Linked DNA regions of Mus musculus: region 2 is linked to region 1. The links are chromatin contacts, found by POLR2A ChIA-PET in ENCODE. All regions are on one chromosome and are shown on one strand. Each heading gives the region's core, a stretch centred on a gene start or an enhancer-like site at or near the end of the contact. The rest is flanking DNA. Distances are from core to core; before and after follow the strand shown. Region 1 holds the start of Rpl3 (ribosomal protein L3). Region 2 overlaps Tab1 (TGF-beta activated kinase 1/MAP3K7 binding protein 1).

What was found. ChIA-PET counts read pairs that join two places held with the same protein, here RNA polymerase II (POLR2A).
Region 2: POLR2A ChIA-PET joins it to region 1 with 33 read pairs in embryonic stem cell. The contact joins the enhancer-like site here to the promoter of Rpl3 in region 1. POLR2A ChIA-PET finds 5 or more read pairs at or near these places in 3 of 5 experiments (Patski and embryonic stem cell).

Annotation. Positions count from the first base shown.
Region 1 is chr15:80,081,871-80,084,833 of GRCm38, forward strand. It overlaps Rpl3 (ribosomal protein L3), which reads right to left and starts at 1,536. Exons shown (of 10, transcript NM_013762.2): 1 at 1,454-1,536; 2 at 520-712. The coding sequence starts at 1,456. It overlaps Snord43 (small nucleolar RNA, C/D box 43), which reads right to left and starts at 1,036; the gene lies at 989-1,036.
Region 2 is chr15:80,159,467-80,162,429 of GRCm38, forward strand. It overlaps Tab1 (TGF-beta activated kinase 1/MAP3K7 binding protein 1), which reads left to right. Exons shown (of 11, transcript NM_025609.3): 11 at 608-2,241. The coding sequence ends at 815. Among named protein-coding and RNA genes, the nearest start is that of Gm31253, 13 kb to the left of the region's middle. Within about 2 kb of position 1,507, at least 3 of the 3 ENCODE cell types and tissues checked have a DNase peak (open chromatin) inside an H3K27ac peak, as active enhancers do.

The sequences.
Region 1 (2,963 bases), core at 286-2,785:
GCATCAGAATACTGGGCCTTCCAGGACTGCTCTTCAGAACTGCGGGCTCTCCAACTGCAGCTTTTAACAATTGAGCCAAAGTTTCTAACCTCCACTTACTTTGCAAGGCTGCTAACAGGCACCATGCCAGGTGGTGACTATCACCACTGAAGTAGCAAAATGCCATGTGCTATCTAGACTGTCTCAAAGAGGAGCTTTATCACTAGTCTGGTTTCATGTCCAGAATACACTTGTTAAATGTGTCTACCTTTTCAGAGTACCTAGGGTTGATAACAGGCACTGGCATGGAAACAACCAACTACCCCAACAGGACTCTGCACAGGAATCTGTGTTAAATTTCGCTAGGCCAAAACACTTCTAGGCTCCCTTAGTGTGGGCACTACCACACTAAGTCAGGCTTTGTTCTAGACTTACCACAAAGCACCCCAGGATGAAGCTATTGTGCTCCTTTGGGAATTTACTGTAACTACAGGCAAAATTACACACAGCCCAAGTTGGACAAGGAAGTACTGTACATACTAGATCCTGGCCTGTCAACTTCCCGGACGATGTGGGTCATGCCAGCCTTGTAACCCAGAAAGGCTGTGAGGTGAACGGGCTTGGAAGCGTCATCCTTAGGGAAGCTCTTCACTTTCCCACGATGCCGGCTGCTGCGCTTGCGAGGCAGGAAGCCCAAGGACCCATGCCTGGGAGCTGAGAATTTCCTGTGAGACTGAGGTAAAGGGAGAGATCACAACATTGCTCTCAGTCTTCCAATCAAGCCCAAAGGAGGGTTCCACATTTAAAGGAATTGTATCAGAGGACAGACTGCAATAAGACTTCAGCTTAATGCTTTTAGTTTCCATGCCTTTCAAACACAAAACAGCTTAGTTATACTAAAACCTCGATGGGTGAACTTTCAAGAGTATCCCATGTGACTAAATGGCAACATGGCGTATCAAGATGGAGTCTAATGCAAGTCGGCCTCAAACACTCCCTCCTAAAGCCAAATCAGAACTTGACATTCAGCACAGAGTTTCTGTCCGCCCGTCAAAAGGTTCATCATTTGTGGCTTCTGAGAACTCTAGAGATGCACCTTCCACTCTTATAACATTCCAAAATGGAGACCCGACCCGATTTGCCAAATTTCTCCACTTAACCAATGCATTCCTAAAGACCTGGGCCATCCCTACCAGACTGACCACTACCCTCGAATTAAGCACAAAACAGCCCATTCCATAAGTCCCTTAGGATTACGCTGATATCAAATGGGTCGCACACAGGCCCAGGCCGGTCCCACACACATCCTCCGTAAGGCCGTTAAGGTCCCTGAATTTCCGGACGGTCGCGGCCCTCACATCGATCCCCTATTACATCCTTTCAGGATTGGCGAGCCAGGGATGGCGCCGATGGGAGGTGAATACAAGCCAGGCCCACAGGAGACCAAGTTAGAAGGCAGCATGGCCATACGTACCATCTCGCCGCCACACGCCGCAGATAGAGAGCGACCAGGAGCCAGTGCAGGCTATATAAAGCCAAGTGATGGCTCCGCCCCCTGAGCGTGCGAACGTGTTGACGCATAGGCGTCGGGTCGAAGGGCGCGCATCGAATGTCATTTTACACACATTTTTCCCGCCCACTAGGATTGACAAATAGGGTCTACGGAGAATGATTGGGTTCAAGCTTAGCGAAACGCCTCGTCGACGCTGAGGTTTAGAATGTAAAGAACTACGGCGTTCTGCAGCAGCCAAATTTCATGATAATGAAGAAAAATGGAGGCATTGTGCTTCCTCTCACTTCTAGAACGGAATCACACAGGGCTAGTCCCACACAGCAACGAAAACAACGGCGTTGAAGCAGGCTTAGTGTGAGACAACTGACTGCGTTGTTCTCGTGAGCTCTTAAGATAGACTGAATGAAACTGCTCTTTTACCTAACCAGTGATTTTGATGTGATCACCAACATTGCTCTCAGTCTTCCAATCAAGCCATGCCTTTAATGCGCCATGATTTCGGGCACATCTCCCTCAAGTCCTGTCTCTGCCAATTCAGTCTCCAGATGTCATGTCCCGTTCATATTTTGTTCTTAATTTCAGATTTACAAATGTGTGAGGTTCCCCCCCCCCCGTGTGTACGAATGTGCGCCACGGGCGTGCGTGACATTTTCAGAAGTCAAACCGGGCTGGAGAGATGGCTCAGCAGTTAAGAACACCAACTGCACTTCCAGAGGTCCTGAGTTAAATTCCCAGTGACCACATGGTGGCTCATAGCCACCTGTACTGGGATTCGATGCCCTCTTCTGATGTGTCTGGAGACAGCGACAGTGTACTCATATACATAAAATAAAAATAAATCTTTAAAAAAAAATAAGGGCTTGAGAGATAGCTCAATGGTTAAGAGCACTGACTGTTCTTCCAGATATTCTGAGTTCAATTCCCAGCAACGATATTGTGGCCTATAACCATCTGTAATGGGATCAGGTGACCTCTATACTCATATATACACTAAATAAATAAATCTAAAAAAAAAAAAAAAAAAAGTCAAAATAGTGTCAGATCCCCCTGGACCGTTGTTAATGCTGTGAACTAGACCTGGGTCCCGTGGGATGACAAGTTTTCTTAACTTCTGAACCATCTCTCCAGATCAAGATTCTTAATGAATTTATTTTTCGAACAGCAACATAGGTTTATTAAAATTTAAAAAATAATTTCTGAAAGTGGAGGAGCGCCACTTAAGAATATCTTAAATAAGCTCTTTTTAATTTTATATTTATGAGTGCTTTCCTCATTTATGCACGTGCACCACATATGTGCAGTACCGGGGAGATTTGAAGAGAGTATGGAACCCTCTGGAACTGGAGTTACAGATGGTTGTTGTGCTGGGAACCAAACCTTGGTCCTCTGCAAGAGCCCTTAATTCCTAAGACGTCCCTCCAGTCCCAAAAGAAGAATTATTTTTTCTTCCTTTTTTTTTTTTTTTTTTTTT
Region 2 (2,963 bases), core at 257-2,756, 78 kb after region 1:
CCCACCTCTCCGGGGGAGGGGGGGATCTGGTTTCCACATTCCAGCCCTGCACCGATGGAATAATACAGCTGCCACACCCAGCCCCTCTCCACTTAGAGCTTAGCCGGATGTGGCCAATTAGAAGGGCTGGCAGGGAGGGAGTGCCCCTGTTTTCCTCTGCCTCTCCCTCTGCCTCTTTAGAGGGCCTCCATCTGTCCCCAAGTCTGTGCTGCTGCTGTTCCTGCCACCACCTCTGTGGATGGAAGGGCCTGGTAGACATCTGGGCATCCTGGGTAGCCGTGTGCTGTCCCCAGCACAATCAGCATAGCCCTCCCTCCCCACCAGGCTTCCCCAGGAAACCAGCAGCTGTGTCCACAAAGCCAAGCAGGCAAGCTTCACGCTTCTCAGCCTGACTGCCCGAGCCTCACAGATCTCCTCCCCTGGCGCTGAGTCTTATTCTGTCACCTAGGTCAGCCTGTCTTTAAAAACATCTCACCCAGCTGACTTCTGTAGGATACTGGGGAGAGAGAGAGAGGCCTGAGCCTAAAGGGCCGCTCTTTTCACCGGTGGGAAGTTGAGGGCCCCTGATGCAGCTCCCCCAGACTGACTGCTCTCTCTTCTTCTGTAGCCAGAGCCCCACTCTGACCCTGCAGTCCACCAACACGCACACCCAGAGCAGCAGCTCCAGCTCTGACGGGGGCCTCTTCCGCTCCAGACCGGCTCACTCACTTCCACCCGGAGAGGATGGCCGTGTGGAGCCCTATGTGGACTTTGCTGAGTTCTACCGACTCTGGAGCGTGGACCACGGCGAGCAGAGCGTGATGACGGCACCTTAGTCTAGCCTCAGAGTGCAGCCTGGGCACAACTTTGTGTAGACACAGAGGGCCAGTGCCAAAGCAAGACAAGCTTCCTGACCTTTGCGGGGGCCATGGAACCCTCGGGCAGTGAGTCATGACGTGCTGCAGGTTCAACCACAGCCCTGGGCTGTGGCCTGAGTACAGACTGCATTGCTGCTGGTCCACACAGGAGGCTGGAGTCCAGACCACAGGCATCCTAAGACAGGGCCAAGCGGGAAAGCTGCAGGTAGCTTACAAACCATCACGAGTGCCTCCTGACACGTTTAAAGACTAGCAAGATGCCGTCCTGTGGACCCCAGCTACCAAAGGCCAGACAGACACTGCTCCCTCAAGACTCCTCCACCTGCTTCAGCTTCCCCCGGAAGAGCTGTGGCCTCTGCGAGTGCCCGTTACCTCTGGGTGGCTATCCCCTTTCCACCTTTCAGCCCAAACTCCTAGATCCAGAGTAGCGAATAACAGGAGTGGGTGCCTGTCACTGGATGTCACTGGAAAAGTCCAGGGAAGCAGAGGGGTTATTAACAGCCACAGAGGAGCAAGACAAGGAAGTACCAGAGAGAGCTGGCCAAGGAATGCTAGTCCTGGGCTGCAGGTCAGCCAGCTGGCAGCTGAGCTAACTCAGAGAGCTGGCTTCCCAATGGGGTGCAGTTAGTAGGCCAGGCCCACCAGGCAGCTGCAGTTCTGCTTCTGCTAGATCCTGCCCTGGGGTGAGGCAGGCCAAGTCAGAAGCCAGTGCCTTCCTCCCAGCGGGTCCTGGGAAGCCAGTGATAGGGGGTGCTGAGGCAACAGACCTCACGCTGATGAGGAGGCTGCTTGGTTCCGGGCTCTGCCGAAAGAGGAGTGGGATACGGCTGTGAGAGGGCCGAGGTTGAGTCTTGCTCACCCAGAAGACCAAGGACATCAGGTGCAGTGATGCGGACGTGCAGGGAAAAGACTCTGCTGGTCAGGCCCTGACTGGGACCTGTTCACACAGAATCTCTCCCTTCAGACAGGAGGGTTACCACAGCTGCCTGCAGTGTGGCCACCCCTGTGCTCAGAGGAGAAAGGCTGGGTGCTCCTCTTACCTGAGCCCTTCCATCAGGATTAAATCTGCAGCCCTTTCCCCACTGTGTGCAGCTACTGGGCAGGGTGCCCAGTGTGGCCTGGTGGCAAAGGCCAATTCAGAGCACTTCTCAGACTCCATTTCCCTAAAGCGAGGCTGCTGGCTCCATGCTGAGGAGAAGCCCTGGGGTGATGGGAAGAAGAAGCCTTCCTGCTCTCCACTAGGAAGTCACCTCTGCCCTGCAGGTGCCCTGCAGGTGAGCAGCTCTCAGCTGGTGCACAAGGACATGGGACAAAGGAGGTCCTCCCCAAGGAATGTGGTGCTGTTTGGTCTCTAGAAATAGAACCATGTTCTTCATGCAGTAAAGATGTCATCTTGTCTATCTGTAACTTAAGCACCCAAAAGGTGGCTGCCTCCTGTTCTGCTCAGGAGGTTTGGGAGCCAGGCTTTCCGGACTGGTAAGTGGCAGTGCTGGGATTTGAACTCAGACCTCCTAGCTGCACACATCACTGCCCTCACCCACTGAACATGTGTTTTGCCACAAGCCTGCTGTCTGAGCTAAAGAAGGCAGTGGTATTCTGTTCTCCAGAGAGTGAGTCCAGGGATGGGGTGGGGTGGTAACTTCATGAGGCTTAGGTCACAGGTCAGGGCCCTTGCCCCTCCCCTGCCTCGCCCCCCCCCCCCAAGCTGGTTGGTTTTATTTGGTTGAAAGATCTCTTTAACATACCTCCTCTTTCTCATCTAAGGCCTTTACTCATCCATCTCTGGATCGCCTGCCTACAGGCTGAAAAGCTGTCTGCTTAGGAACAAAGCTGGGCTCTGTCCTCTATGGTCACTGGGTCCCCCACATCCTCCCCTCTGCTGGGCAGAGGCTCTTAGCACAGGGCTCCACATGCAGAACTCCCTACTAGTTAGGGTCTGCTACCTCTCAGGTGTCCTGAGGACTGCTGTGGCCCTCAGCTCCCTCCACAGAGACAGTAGACCTGCCGTGCAGGGCCTGCTTTGTCCACAAGCTGAGCCACTACACTCTACGCCTTGTGCCCATCTGACCCTGACTTTGTCCCACTTATTCCATGTGAACCTGTCTC